Linked DNA regions of Mus musculus: region 1 is linked to region 2. Evidence: chromatin loops called from intact Hi-C (ENCODE). Cell type or tissue: heart. All regions are shown on one strand. Each heading gives the region's core, and the rest is flanking DNA. Links, peaks and the distances in the headings are about the cores only.

Region 1 (7,995 bases), core at 1,930-6,929, 54 kb after region 2:
TGAAGTGTCCACACTTTAGTCTTCGTTCTTCTTGAATTTCATGCGTTTGGCAAGTTGTATCTTATATCTTGAGTATCCTAAGTTTCTGGGCTAATATCCACTTATCAGTGAGTACATATTGTGCGAGTTCCTTTGTGATTGGCGTCAGAAAATTGGACATAGTACTACTGGCAACAGATTTTAAAACCATCTTTTCCTAAAGACCAGTGGTAAACAAGATAGTAATATTACAACTTCCCTCTCACAGACTTCATGCAAGCCAACTGCTGTGCCATCCCTGTTGATGCAATCCCACCACTGTTACTAACCGAAGAAACACAACTGCTATGACCATAAAATCTGATTAACATTATTGACCATTCAAAGCAATCACTGTCACTGATCCTGCAATGTGACCAGCACTAGAGTCAATGTAACTGGCCACCATTACTGACCATGCAAGCTGACGATCATTATTGATCATACAAGCCAACCACCATCACTGACCATATAAGAAAAACCATCATTACTGGGCATGTAAACTGACCATGTAAGCCAGCAACTGTGACTGGCCACAGGAACTGATCGCCATCATTGACCATATGAGCCATCATCACCATTAATGATTTGCAAACTCAAACTAATCATGTTATTTGCCTCGTTTACCTCACTGGAATAGACCTATATTAGTTACTGTGCAGAGCTTTTTTATACTTTAAACTGTGTCTAAAAAGCACCAGACATGTGGAACTCTTAATCGATGGCAGTTATTTATAGCAGAGCCCTCTTTTCAAATATAAGGAGCTATTTGAGGTTCTCCTACTTTTTGGTTAATTTGTTGAAGAGTTAACAGATCGATCTGTACCAGAGCCTGTAAAAATAGTATGCAGGCTAACTCTGACCTGACACCTGTTTTGTAAATAAAGTTTTATTGGAACAGCCATTTGTTTGCATTTTGTCTAAAACCCCTTTTCTGCTATAGCCAGGTCCCTGAGTAGATTCAGATAAAGCCATAGGGCCAGCAAAGTGTAAAACATTCACCATTTGGTTCTTCATGACAAAGCTTGTCAGTTCCTGATCTACATCAAAGTTCCTCTAACACTAATGAGCATCACACCACCTCTGTGTTTTCAAGGACGGCACATTCACTGGGCCTGTTTGGGAGTCTCAGATTCAGTAGAGCTGGCCCAGGAATCGGTATCTGAATCATCCTTCCATCACCATCAGTGACTGAAGACACACTATGAGAAACCTGTGTCTGTTCCATGATCCTCAATGATACCCATGAAGGAGCAGGGTGCTCCGGTGGGTCAATGCCCTGAGCCACTCAGGAAGAACAGCTGTCATCCCAGGAACCCTGATGTCCTTGTGGGATGCACATGTGTTTTTGCCATTGCTGATGTTTGTTCATCTGTTGTTTTACTTTTTTAAAAGAAAAGGTTTAATATAGAAAACATGGAAGAAAAAGTAAATGACATTTTTTTAAAATATATATTCAGGATGCTACTACCGTAAGATAAGTACTGATTATGTTCTGAGCTATAATTCCAGACACTCCCTGTATTTTTCCAAGGTATAGATATAAAAATACTTCCTCTTTATGTTTACTATTTCAGCAACAAAATGGGGTTAGAGAGATGGCTTGTAGTTTTTTTCTAACAGGGAAATAAATGTATTGTAAACATATTCACATATCAGTAAATATTACTCAATGGTACCATTCCTGGCAGCAACTGTAAAAGTAGAAGGCAGACGATCTCTACATCCTGAAATGAAATCATCTCAAAGACAGATTGTTAGCAAAAAAAATAACATGGCACAGAACAATAAAGAGACGAGTTGGAATGTTTGCAAAAGCAACAGAGAACCCTGTGTCGGCTCTGATCATCTCTGGAAGAGTGGAGAGCTAACGCGGCAAGACATTAGGAAGAAAAACTAGTTTTACTACATTTCCTTTTACACCGAGGAAGAATTCCTTGTACATACATGTGGATTGTTTCAGAAAAACTAAAAATCGATCTTTAAAAACTTACATCTCAAGCATGGGAGACTTCCCTATGAATTATTGGTCAGCAAGGCCCAAAGACACCCAACTACAAGCTGTTGACACAACTCTTGGCTTTCTACCATAACAGCTGTCATAACAAGATGATAGGACCCCATTGCTGGAAACATCACTCACCTTGGTGTAGGACACAACTTTTCCCTCCTGGCTAGTTCTATAGAGCCAGAAGGAATTATGAAGGCTACAAACACATCAATGGTCTTACCTAGCACTTGGCTGCATGCAGTAATACTAAACTTCAAGGCATGGTGTGCCCTCTTGTGTAATGGTGATATGACTGTTATGTGAACAGCCATTTTCTGAGTAGATTTGAGGTCTGCTCTAAAGAATTTCTTACTGTAAAATTTCCTAAAAGCCCGGGGCATTTTGTTAGAGTCATAGGGGAAACCTACTATTGTTTGTTAACTGTCACCAGTTGTGTTTACCTAGACAAGACCTGCCCAAGATCAAACCAGTCAAAACTCCATCATGGAAAGGGGCGGGACTCATGAGATCCCACCTGTTGCCAGTTGATGGCTCCTAGAGGAAGGAGACCTGGTTCTCTTCAGGATGGTCACTGATAAAACTATCAGTTTGCCAAAGCTCCGGGTGATGGCCTCCTACCTGTGTGCATTGGGCAGCACTAATTAGATTCAATGAGTTATTATTTAAATAAATAAGAAGCCACAAAGGTGTGAGGAACACACATTGTGAGAGTTTTGGGGCAGAGTCTAAAGGAGTAATAAGGATAGTGAATGTGGTATTTTTAAAAAGTGTATACCCACAGAAACTTCTCAAAGAATAAATTTAAAATAGGATATAAAAACACCTGGCATCTGGAGGCTGGGGAGATGTTTCAGCGTGTAAAGTGCTCACTATTTAAACATGAGGTCTGAGTTTGGATCCCCTGCACCCACATAAAAGAAATAGACACAGCTGCATGTTCCCGTACCCCAGCTTGGGAAGCAGAGACAAGGGGATCCCTGGGGCTCACTAGTAAGCCAGCCTAGCCAAATTGGCAAGCTCCAGGTTCAGTGAAAGACCTATCTCAAAAAATTGTGTGTGTGTGTGTGTGTGTGTGTGTGTGTGTGTGTGTGTGTGTATGTGTGTGTGTGTAGAGGGGGGTGCGGAGAAGACAAGTCATAGAGGAAGATACCAATGTTGATTTCTGGTTTGTATGCACATGCGTGCACATATAGACACACACACACACACACACACACACACACACACACACACACAACTGCATTGTATTATACTTGTAAACAGTAATATACCCAGCTATCCATTTCTTGTTAGTTATCTAAAGAACAGTTAGCAAGCTTGCTCCATTTCTCACAATGTGGCAAACCTCTATGCACATGAACATGGTCAGCAATTTATAAACATTACATTAGGTAAAATTCTCAGGAAGCAACACTAGGACTTGGGCTTTCATGATTCTGAGTTTTTTTTTTTTAAATAAAAAATCTCCAAGCCCTCTTCAAGAAATATTCCCCAGTTACACACTCAGAAACAGCAAGCTAGGTGTCCCTACTTTCTGGCAGCCAAGTACACAGGCCAACGAGGGAGGCAGTTCCCGCTGCAGAGCAAGCGTAGTTGGAAGACTGGTCCAGTTGGAGCCATAACCACACATACTGGCTAACAATAGTGCTCATACCCTGCCCACATCTCCTAGAGGCCAGGCCAATGTCAGAGCGCCCCGCCCCATGCCCTGCAAATAATCCAAAGCCAATTCACTGAACTAGATTTATTTGGAACAGTTCGCTTTAAAAGGCAGTTTCTAGAACCTTCCAGGCACCCTCCTCAGGCTGCATGTCAAGACCAGCTGGCAGGTAGACAAACTTTAACATTCTTCTCTCCCTGCCTGGGAACAGGGTTGCACGGTCGGCCACTATGCACAGAGGCCCCTTTGAACTCAAGATGCCTTTCAGGTAGAGAGCTTTGGCATGCCCAGGATTGATAAAGAAACAATTCCATTCTTTGGCCAGCTATGCGACTCTTATTCCACAGTACATTAGAGGGCAGGCAGCCTTCCAGTGAAAATACCTTCCACTGGAAGAGCAGAACTGAGAAGAAAGAGATCCCTGCCATTACCACGGACAGCGTCTCTGAAGCTGGCAGGATGCCTGGGTGTCCACCATGGGGCCTCCTCCTCTGCCTGCAAAGACCTGCCTTGACCCTCTCCAGCCCAGGCTTCAGTTCCCAATAGCCTTCTGTTATGGTCTGAAGGTTAAATGTCCCCCACAGGTTCTTGTGTTTGGACACCTGGTCCCCAGATGGTGGTGTTGCTTTGAGAGGCAGGGGTTCACTGGGAAGAACAGGTCTTAGAGCTGTGTGTGTGTGTGTGTGTGTGTGTGTGTGTGCGTGTGTGTGTGTGTGTGTGTGTGTGTGTGTATCTATGACTCTCTGTCTTACTCTCTCTCCATCTGTCTCTCTGTGTCTCTGTTTCTGTTTCTGTCTCTTTCTTCTCACTGTGCATGCCTATGTCTCTCTGATTCACTCTGTCTCTCTCTTTCTCCTCTCCTCTTCTCTCTCTCTCTCTCTCTCTCTCTCTCTCTCTCTCTCTCTCTCTCTCTCTCTCTCCCTGCCACCCCTTCTCCCCTAGTCTATCAGCACAAGCCTGTTCCACAACCACTGCCTTCCCTACTGTAACAGGCTGTAGCCTCAACCTAGAAACTAAAACAAATCCTCCCTCCTTTAAGCTGCTTCATAACTATTCAGGGAAAAATAAAGAAGATAGGACCTGAGCCATGCTGAATTTTATATTCATAAGAGCATCACTGGCCTCAGAGCCTGTGACCTGACACCACACTCAAAAGGCCCTGCACGCGGGCTTAATATTCTGCTACAGCTGATTGGAATTCTAATACTCTTTGAACATGCACACTGTGTCCCACAAATTAGATAATTGGTGCTTTGGGGGAGGAAGCAAGTGATGAATCCCTCTCTGGTTTGTGGGCGCACCGTTTATGCAAGGCGGAGAATAAAGTGTTAGGCAGGATGAAAACTCAATTGGTTGCTCTTTAAGCATACTGGGTAGTGAGGGATAGAGAGGGTGTCATTAAGCCTTCTGAGGGCAAGAGGTAGATACACACCTACTTGGGACTCTTGCTCAACTAGGGAGATCTGGGCCTGAAGCCGGTGGCAGATACCACCAGATGTTGGAAGCTCCTCTGGATGAAGGAGGTCCTTCCTCCTTACACTTCTCCACCACCCCCATAATGCCCATCACAATGACGGGCGTGCAGCATGCAAGCTGGAGACCAGAAGGTGCTTGGGGGAGCATTTGTAGCAGTTGGCTCTGTGGCAGTTTTTATTAGCATGATTTTTTTTAATTCCCTAACCCCAAATTGTGCTTTCTGACCAGCCCTTGTTTTGCTCTATCTGCTTTGCTGCCAGCAGCTTCTTTGGGCGTCCTGAAGCTGAGTTCACAGGAGACTAGGCTACACAAACACAGAGTTGAATACTGCAGCTACATGACAGCTTTTCATTAGTCAAAGCCAAACACCTCCTCTGAGCAAACTAAACTCCCAAGGCCCACAGGAGAGGATGCACACAGAGACAGAATGTGCCATGAGAATAGAGGTAGGGCTCTCCGGAGCAGTTTCTGTCACTTGATTTTGCAGGGGCAAAAGGCTTCTTGGGTAAAGAAGACCATAAGATTGACAGCCCACAACCTTCTTGGTTTTCCATATTGGTACCATGCTATGATGCATTGGATGGGATAGACCAATATGGAGAGTGTATGTGATAGATCATAATATACAAAATCATATACATAATATACAAAAGTCAGTGGATATTTTTAAGATCAAAAATAGCATGAAGTTGTTTTCATTCCTCGTTCTAAAGAATCCCATTTGCTCACACATCTTCTGATCCATTTTTCTTGGGTGTAAATTTATTGTGAAGGTCAGGACTTCTAGGAGAGCCAGGTTACACCCACAGGCATAAGACATGTGAACAGCCTCTGCTACATGAGTAGCTGGAGACAAAAGGCTGAGAGCTTCTAAACTAAGCTATCAAAAGCCTGTTAACTCTTTGGGAGGCAGTGACAATACCATGGGTTAGTAAGTACCACACTGTACTGCCAACAGTAAGTGAATCCTAGAGGCAATAGCTTTTGAGTGTAGAGCCAAGCATACTGGCTATCCTTGGCACAGCTCAACAGGATACAGTGGCCTGCCAAGAACAGAGCAGCCAGCAGGTAGCCCCAGAGGAAAACATGTTGTATAGCACTCCATGTCCAGGGATTTCTCTTCATGTACAGAAAAATCAGTGCTGAAGAACTCTTGGCTCCCTAGATCCCAGAGAGTTAGGCACAAGGAAAGGAAGAAGGGGAGCAGATAGGCCTCCATATAACCAGTGATGGCCATGAAGGGACTTCTGGGATATTGACTGCACACCTGAGGAAAGACACACAAAGAATGGAGAAGCAAAGGCATGCCGGACAACAACATGTGCTGACTCAAAGCCCTTTTCTTGAAGCTTTCGGGCACCATATTGTAGATTTTAGTCCTCAAATACAGTAAGGCTTTGTCTGCACGTGCAAAGTACAGGCATGGCAAGGGGACTTGCCACAACATAACCTATTTAACCAAGCCATGTCCAAATACAGAGAGTTATTTAGGGGCTCTTGAAGTTGGAGTATCTCCAGAGGTATCAGAAAACCAGGAAAGAGAATGAAAACATTCTGTGGTGGTTGAGAAGGAATGCCCCCCCCACACACACACACAGAGACTAATGTGTGTCGATGCTTGGCCCATAGGAAGTAGCACTATTAGGAGGTGTGGCTCTGTTGGAGTAGTTGAAGTCTATTGAAGGAAATGTGTCACTGTGGAAGTGAGCCTTGAGGTCTTCAATGTTCCAGCTAGGCCTAGTTTGGCGCGCAGTTTCCTTCTGCTGATGTAGAACTCCCAGCTTTTTCTCCAGCACCAAGTCTGTCTGCATGCAACCATGCTTGCCTCCATGATGATAATGAACTAAACTTCTAAATCTTTAAGCCAGCCCTCGCTCTCTGTCATTAAGTGTTTTCCTTTATAAGAGTTGCCATGGTCATGGTGACTCTCCACAGCAATAAAAGGCTAACTGAAACACACTCCTTATGACATCAGAGACATGTGACTCCGATGACAACACAGAGAGAAAAGCAGAAAAATATTCTCATACTCATGTCCAAAGAGTCATCTTATATCAAGAGTCCCAGCCCAGGAACCCCAAGTACACAATTTTTTCAAGGGTCAAGGGGCCCCTTCCTCCATTACACATGTCAACTGGAAGAGGATATAGGCCCAAAGGTTAAGAAAGAAGTAACCATTGTGGAGAACTGGGCACATCCCAGGAAGTTAGGAAAACCCAATTCCATCTCTGGTTTCATTTCTCCCATGTACTGCTCTTAGTTTCTGATCCCATTAAACAGACTTCAAAACAATATATGTTTCAGGACCAAGGGAGCAGCTCTGAAACAGTATCACTGTTGGCACGTCCATGCAGGGTCCAACTCCCTCTAAAAGCCTTCAGTGTCTCCTATGTGTGGTATTCCCCACACACTCTCCTTATATCAATTCCCCTGCTCTGTGTACATAGCTGTAGACATGTGGCCATGGTATCCTAGCTGAGAAATAATGCCAAGACTGCACCAACCTTAGAATTCTAAGACTCCTCCTACTCCTCCCTCCATCTACCTGGAGAAAAACCAATCTCAGTCCAATACTTCCAGGCCAAGAAAGGAATCAGAAATGACTCCCCCCGCCCCAAGTCCCATTCCTCCTTAACTGCATGGTATAATCAGAGGAATGGCAATAACACTCCCTGTAAAAGCAGCTCCCAAGATCTGGCAGTAGCGAGTCCTTCCAAATCAAGACTCTGGCATGATCCCACCATCCGCTCAGAGGATAGTTACCATCTGTTTAGGGGGAAAAATGTTAATACTTCCCAATCATAATCAAATAGGCAACCACTTTGCTATA
Region 2 (7,995 bases), core at 1,262-6,261:
AAGAAAGGGAGCCTTTTTTTTCTTTCCTTGTCTAATAAAAAAAAAAATCAATAAGTCATTAGAGATGCTTTTAATAAAGATTAACTAAATGAATAAGTTCAACTTTTACTTGACCATGGGATTTGTACTTGGAATAAGAAGAGTATGGTTAAGTTTGAACACTCAACAATATAATTGAGTTCCTGCCAGGTCTGTTTCCTTCCTACTGCTGAAGGAATTGATCCCTGGAATTTGCAAAGAGATTTAGATCACCATTTTATCCACTAGGCATCAAGAGATAAGCCTTCCCAACTCAGAGCACAGTGAATAGAGGTGCCCAAAATAGCGCCACCATCTGGTGATAAAAAGAAGCCCCAGAGCCACTACCAAAGTCCAAACTCAGCCTGAGAAAGGCATGGTTAGAGAAGACAGGCAGTAAACTCCCTTGCTCTCCAACAGGGTTAGCACTCATTAAGCCAGTCCTTCACATTTCCTGTTTCTTCATCTGGTGCCTGGCAGGAAGATGAAACCTAGCCAGAATGGACATCAGAAAGGCTGGGTTGGATCCAGGCTTTTAAAGCCAAGTTCTGGAATCCTCTCTTGGAATGGCTGTGAAGCCTACAACTGACAGAGAAGTCCACAGCCTTTGGAGACACTCAGTGCTGGGTTTGTGGCTCAGTGCTACTTCTTTCCCATAGTAAGAGCTTTGTATCTTTTCTAAACACCAGGTCCATCACTGTTGTCAAATGAAGTGATAATAATAGCCATCTCTCAATGTCTGCAGTTGGTTGAGCCCAAGAAGATGCCCTGGAGATACCAAGACCCGCAGATGCAGGAGTCACTAAAATAAGAATGTCATCATATATCCTTATAACCTCTGCATATCCTCCTATAGACTTTATACCATCTCTTAGTATAATATAATGAGGATTCTATTTTAAAAGATGTTATAGTATATTGTTTAAAGAATAAGAAACTGTACATGTTCAATATAGATGTAATTTTTTAATAATAAAATTGATTTGGGATTGATAGATTTGGGTCTACCGAAAGAGAAGATCAATCTCTCAGAGCTATGTTGTAAAGACAAAGATAATTTGTATAATAAGTATTTGTATAAATAGCAGTTCCTGAGAAAGTTAACTGTTATTAATCCTTATCCCATTTTTCTCTGGACATATCTTCTAGAGATAAAGATTTGTTTTTCCCTGCATGTCTTGCAGCTACTTATGGCTGGGCTCCATTTTAGCCAGTTGGACATCAACAGAAGTGCTGGATTATTGATCCTATGAAGAATCTTTTTAGAGGGTTGAGTAGATCTTCCCTTTCTCTTGCTTCTGTAACATTGGCATAATGACTGAGTCTCTAGCTACCAACTTAGCCCTGAAGAAAAAGAACAAAGATAGCGGAGTCTAAACATAGAGAGAAAGGCTCTGATGATAATGGAGACAGACTGGAAACCCTAGATTTTTTTCTGTCCAAAGCACTTCTCAAAAGAGAAATGCATGTTCATCTTAAAGCAAAATTTTTCAGCACTTCCTGATATTTACACCCAAATTAACTCTGCATTCATTGTCTTTACTATTGCTTATCTCATTATTATTTAGTCAGAGGGATGAGGAACCACCTTTCTTGGTCTACTGGGTGTTGGTATAACAGTTTTCTGTAACAAAGGGCAAAAGCCCCGTTCTCCTCCCAGTCCAGAATCCTGGAGTTTTAGAAGTCCTTATTTTCTTTGTTTTTACCATGTAAAGTATCTAAGAAACCAAATACCTTCTTACTCTTCTAAAGCAGTTTCTATGTTTGGGGAGAAAATTCCTAGACTGGGGTTCAGCACTAGATTCAACTCCTTAGGAAAATTACTATATTCAGCTCATACGAAAACCTGAAAGTTAGCAATCTTTTCCTTTGACATTAAGAGCAATTGAAGTAAACTGTCAAAAACAGTGCCTGGAAATCCACAGTGTGCCTAGTAGATGTTCTATACTTCAGTGGCATTGATGTCAATGGAGAGAAGAAAAAGAAAAGACAGACCTGCTTGTACAGTCTCAGTCCTGCTTCCTCACCCCACCCCACCCCCACCCCCCAACACCCCACACACACACACACACACACACTATAGCCCAACAGAGCTGTTGGTCCTCTTAAGCAGTCTTCCCACAAGTTTCCTGCTTTCAGAGCTTTTCAAGGTCTGGGAAGAGTTTCCCTAATTAATTTACTCTCTGTGTCCCTGAAGGCTCAGCCCAGGTGCCACTTATTTCAGCAAGCCTAACAGAAAGCTCCAACTCAAGCCTCTTGACTCATCTCCTAGAGACCTGGTTGGAAGTTATGGCTTCTTTAACTCATGCCCCACCACCACCACCTTCCTATGGAAAGTTGGGTCCTCTCAACCCAGCAAGAATGGCCAGTATCAGCCCCTAAACTTAGCAGGTTACATGTATTTTTTTCTCATGGCCCAGTGCCCAGCACATTGGTCTCACATGTTGCATTGCTCAACAAGTTTGCACTGGCTGGGTGGGTGGGTGGATGAGTTGCTCTTGTCATGAAAGTCCAAATAAACTTGCAAGCCAGAAGAAACAAATGAATTTGTTAAAAAAAAGAAAAACAACCTCCTTGCTTCTGTCTTAGTAGACTAATGTCCCCAACTCCAAAAGAAATAACTTCATTTAAAACTCTAGAATATGACCTTAATTGGAAATAGTCTCTTTGTAGTTCTAATATAATCCTGCTGGATTAGGCTGAGATTTAAATCAAATGAAAAGCATCCTTATAAGAAAATAAAGAATGTAGACATAGAGGAGGAGGTCATACGAAGACAGTCTGCACTTCAGTAGTCACATTTCTTGAATGCAACAGAAATCTGGAAGCTGGCAGAGATCAGGGAAAAGTATCCAGGAGCTGTTTGGAGAAAGAGTAGCATTTACTTTGGAATTCTGGACCACATATCTATGAGAAGACAGTTCCATTGTTGTGAGCCGCCCAGGTTGTGGCGATGTGCTATGAAAACCCAAAAATGTGATTTATTTTGGAAACCCAACACAGTGAGTGTAGTCACTCGGAAATGCTTGAGATGGACCAAGAACTTTGAGACCATGCATTCCCTTCCTCAACCTCTCAGCTTCACAACTCTCATCACTAAATCTTCTTCTCTTGATCCTTTTCTGTACTTTTCCTTTCAAATGCCAGGAAAAGCACATTCATTGTTCCAGGTCAACACTCCTACAGTCCCACATGTAGACTCATCTCCATCTTACAAATGAGGTAATCAAGGCTTACAGAAGCTGAGTAACTAGCTCCATGATCCATAGTTGGAACTCCATACAACTTCTGTGTCTATAGCTTCTAGATCCCCAACAATGTTCTGTGTATAGCTTCTAGACCCCCAACAAGTTCTATGTCCTAATCCAGAAAAGCTGGAAATAATGGAATCCAAGAGCTGTAAAGAAGACCCTAAATACAATTCTAAACAGGTTTGTGGGATCTCTGCTGTTAAGGCCAGTGCCTTATGCCTGGTTTTGTATTTCTGCTTCATTTTGGAATTCAATGTCCCTTTACTATTGGACAAAGATGAGCTACACTGACTGTCACTACCTCATTTCCCAGAAGTTTAGAGATAAAACAATAAATGACTGTAACCATTTTATTCTTCTTCTTAAGTAGGTTTAAAGGCTCCTTAAATGTAGAGACTTCATCTTGCCTTTCTTCATGTCAACAAAGCTGGACACAGTCTCAATTATGTGATATATCTTTCATAACAGGCCTTTGCAATGAATCAGGGAGATATGAAAACCAAGGGATTATGTCCACCCATGCTAAGGGTCAACAGGGTCCCTTTCACAGTCACTGACTCAAGCTGCACAGTCATATTTCTCTATGATGGCAAAAGGAAGAAATCACACTAGCTTCTTGCTACTCATAAATAGACAACCTTGCCCTGCAGCCAGAACGTCCCAGTTTGGAAGCTATCTGGTGTCCAGTGGATCAGTGCTCTGTGCAGCAGTGTGACCATCCATCACTGGGGAGAAAAATAAATCCACACTAATCATAGCTGCTGGCTCGCTAGCAGAAAACTTTCTTTTTAGTCTTGTTTCCAGTTCAGGGAACTTTAAAATTAAAGTCTAGAGTAAGCAAGGTGGAAGCTCAAGAAGCCCATATGGCCCCTGTCCTCAAATCAGGTGGTTTGAGGCTCTGCCTGGTAAGCAGATGGTGGCTAAGGCTGCCTGTTCACTGGGCCACCCTCCCTCATGCCTGGAACCTAGAGAAGGGTGTTCCAGGCAGCCAGGACTGGGCAGACACCCCAGAATATCACTGCAGCAGAGACTATACCCCAACCAGATGCCATCTGGATGCCTGTCCCCATGACTTTTGTTCCCATGAATCCTCTGGGGACAAGTCCAGCTAGAGATGTGATTAGCCAAATTCCTATTGGAAGTGTTCTTGGAACTGGTTCACAGCTTATTTATGGAAATCTCTCTCGCCTACAAACAGGTCAGGAATTTTAACTCACTAGAGGATATGTACCCCTCACTCCCTGCTGAATTCCATCGGAAGTTCTCTCATGGGTAGCTAGAGGTTGGTGAGCCTCTCCAGTGTACTCCTCGCCTGGTCCTTCTTAAGCCTCGTGTATCACATCATCCTCTTATTTGTCAAAGAGAGAGAGAGAGAGAGAGAGAGAGAGAGAGAGAGAGAGAGAGAGAGACCCTGATTTACAGAGGAAAGTCAACTCAGCCAAAATAAGCTACTATCAAGGCTAAGCCCCGGAACGTACATCTCGGCCTCATGACATTTTTGGATAAGCCCATAGCAACTAAATCATGTGTAGAACCGAAAGCTTGTGACATAGAAGCAGCAACTACCTGAGCTTTTGCTCCCTGGGGACAAAGAACTGCAGCTTGGCCTTTTAGCGGAAATAATTCTAAGATCAAAGTCATGGGAAGTGAAGACTAGGTTGATTTTATGATCCATAGTCCTTAACCCAACCCAAAGCAAGACAAGATACTCAGAGGGAATCTCAGGCATGTAAGAGAGTGATAAGCAATTGGTCACCATAGAAAAGTGGCCCCATCTGTGGTGGCAGACTGCCTACCTACAAATCTTGACAAATTACTATTTGGTATAAAAGGCTACACCTAATGCCATCAACCCCTGCCCTCATCCTTTACTTCAAAAGCCAATTGAAGCCACAAAACCAGATGGACACAGTCCTGCTATCTTTGCTCCCAGTCCATTCATGCCTATTTTGAATAAAAATCCCTGTCCCTGAACAAAGATTCTATAGCAGTGGTTCTCAACCTTCCTAATGCTATGACACCCCTCCAGCCATAAAATTACTTTCATTGCTGCTTGATAACTTTAATTTTGATAGTGTTCTGAATCTTAATGTAAATATCTAATATGCAGGATATCTGATATGACCTCTATGGAGAATACTACCCTCAGGTTGAAAACCACTGTTCTACAGTCATCCAACACAATCAGAAATATGTGGCTAGCAGAAGCACAAGGACCTTCCAGTGATTCCTTAGCTAGACAGGGAAGACCAAGATAACTCATGGAGAGGAAAAGCACAAGTGAGCAGCTGCCTATTCTAAGTTCATCCCCCACAGGCTATAGAGGAAGAGTTGGCCAATCCTCTACACAATAGGTCACCATGGTAATCAATGATGAGAACATGATACCTTGGAATGACCCCTCTCTGTGTTGTATGGAGCTGCCATCTCCCAATATATGTCCTGGGTGTATTGCAGACAGCCTACTCAGCTGGTTCCCCTACTTGGTTAGTGAATATGCTGCTCACCTCTCCTAATGCCAAGGACTGGAGCCTTGCACTCCTCCATGAAAAAGGCCCAACCCCTTGTTCCTCTTCTCAATGATCTACTTTCTTTCTGGATGCCTTCCATACCCTTGTCAGCTTACAGGGCTTAGGACTGCCACCTCTCCCAGGTCCCCCTTCATTGCCTCTGCCCCACTCTTAGGTCTCATTTACCCTCCTCACACTTTCCTCCCTGTAAACTGTCTGGTGCCTTCTTGGGAGTGTGCAATCTGCCTACGTATTTCAGACCTTCATTTGGATCAGCTCCATTGAGTGAACATCACTGAGGGGCTGGGTCCCATTCAGCACAGCCCCTCAGAGTTGTACAACCTCCCACACATCGTTTTCATTTCACACCCTCCACATTATTCTACTCTCCACAAAGTCGATATATTTATCCTGAGAACCTCCCATGGAGCATACCTCCCTACAATAATTATCTATGGTTTCCATGTACTTATCTCTGGTATCTATTTAGATAGGGTACCTACCATTCCTCCAGGATCTATTTCCATGTTTCTCTGTGTCTATAGTATTTATCTCTATTTTAACATGACTGCCTCTTTTTTTTTATACCCTTAAACTAGGACAGTTCCCAGGGGGATGGGTTTTGCCTGCAGTTAAAAGCACGACGTGATTCTACACGTGCTCAGCAGCTCAATTCGTGGCGGGTCAGACCAGCCATGCTTGTTCAGCAGAAATACACAGGCTCAAAAAAGCTGCTAGGGCAAGTTTGTGGGAGGGGGCAGTGGGCTCACAGGGGCCTGAGTCAAAGAGCCCCAGCACTGAGCAGCTCCATGTGCACAGAAGAGAGCAAAGTTAGAAGAATCTAAGGACATGTTCTGGATTCAAGCTCCGGATCTCTCTTATTGAAGGTGTCTTGCTCACCTTGTGTCCCTGTAAAGTAAAAATTCTGTGCGTCCCTAATTTATAATAATGTAGTCAAGTAACCACATGCTATGTAAAGAAAACTTAGTGCAGGACTCGACATGAAACCCATGCTCACCAATGAAAACTCCTATTGACCTCGCTATTTTACACTTGATGCAGATTGTTATTATAATCAATGTCTTTCAAGCCATGGCCATCTTTGGATAAACACCTCCCCAAATTCACATTTTTAACTCCAAAACAGAGTAGATAGTGAATATGTTTAACTCATTAATAAACCTGCCTACATGCTTCCTTTAAGTGATATGAGAGATGAGGATACAGAAAAATGATGTTCAGTGGTTCCGAAAGAATAACATTGTGAGTTACCAGGATCTAGAAGATCATCCTCAATTGTTTATGCAAAGGATTTAACTAAGTATGTGGTGAGGGAGGGGAGCCTTTTCAGAGCATGCATAAAGTCCTACATTTGTTGCCCAACCTTAAAGACTATATATATGTATAGTTGGCATACACACATACACACATAAGGTTTAAGAGGAATTGGAACAGCTACTGTGTTAACAGTGACTAAAAGAGACCTCCTTCTACAGAGCAGCAGGAATTCTGGGGTCAGAGTATGGAATCCACAAAGAAGATGCTGAACCTGAGTATCTGAGTATAGGAATTTGGGGTAGTTCCTGCTCTGAAGCTTAGGACTGAAAAGAAAAAACAAAACAAAACAAAACAAAACACTCATCGGGAGTGGATTGCCAGGCCAGAGGCTATCAAAGCAGGAAGAGCAGGCTGGGGACTGGAGTGAGAGACTCAAATTGATGATATTGGATGTCATGAATGGAGAAGCAGAGGAAGCCAAGAGACTGGGAGTCAAAAGAGGGTACCAAAAGGTGACAGCAGGAAGGAGCTCAAGAGAGAAGTAGAATGGTCTGGATCATAGGGAAAATCCAAGCCACAGGACAAGACAAAGCATGACTATTATGTGGCTAAAATGAGGGGGATTCAAAGACCACCAGTAAAGAAAGAAGGGGTTAGGAGCTAAGGGAGATGAGAACCAGCAAGTGTCATCAGTGCTGCTTTGGATGTCAGAACCTCAGGATCACTTGTAAGATTTGGGGCAGAATCATGACACTTTAGAATGACCCTGGAGAAAGAGATCTATCACAGTTACCACTGGGCAAGTTCCCCTTGCCATCTCAAACACAGATGGCAACAGAATGTAAGAAGGAGACATCAGGAAGGAGGCCGGCTGAGCTCACAGTAGAGAACTCTGAACACTTGGGACTCTTACCCCGAGTTTCAGTGTTACCTCAACT

What was found. A loop is a pair of places that touch in the nucleus more often than their neighbours do. Peaks named below come from ENCODE experiments on the same cell type or tissue, not always from the same donor. Only the 100,000 strongest peaks of a DNase experiment are listed, where the experiment ranks them.
Region 1: it touches region 2 in a loop (6-fold over the local background); 3 of 42 quality-filtered maps call a loop at or near these places.

The regions. Positions count from the first base shown.
Region 1 is chr7:78,435,704-78,443,698 of GRCm38, forward strand. All of the region lies in intron 11 of Ntrk3 (neurotrophic tyrosine kinase, receptor, type 3), which reads right to left. Among named protein-coding and RNA genes, the nearest start is that of Gm39038, 130 kb to the right of the region's middle. In heart, for the core only: CTCF peaks have their summits at 4,067 and 6,241; DNase peaks (open chromatin) are centred at 3,708 and 4,048.
Region 2 is chr7:78,381,874-78,389,868 of GRCm38, forward strand. The region is part of intron 11 of Ntrk3 (neurotrophic tyrosine kinase, receptor, type 3); the gene reads right to left. Among named protein-coding and RNA genes, the nearest start is that of Gm39038, 190 kb to the right of the region's middle. In heart, for the core only: no CTCF peak of the experiment used is centred there; DNase peaks (open chromatin) are centred at 2,448 and 4,278.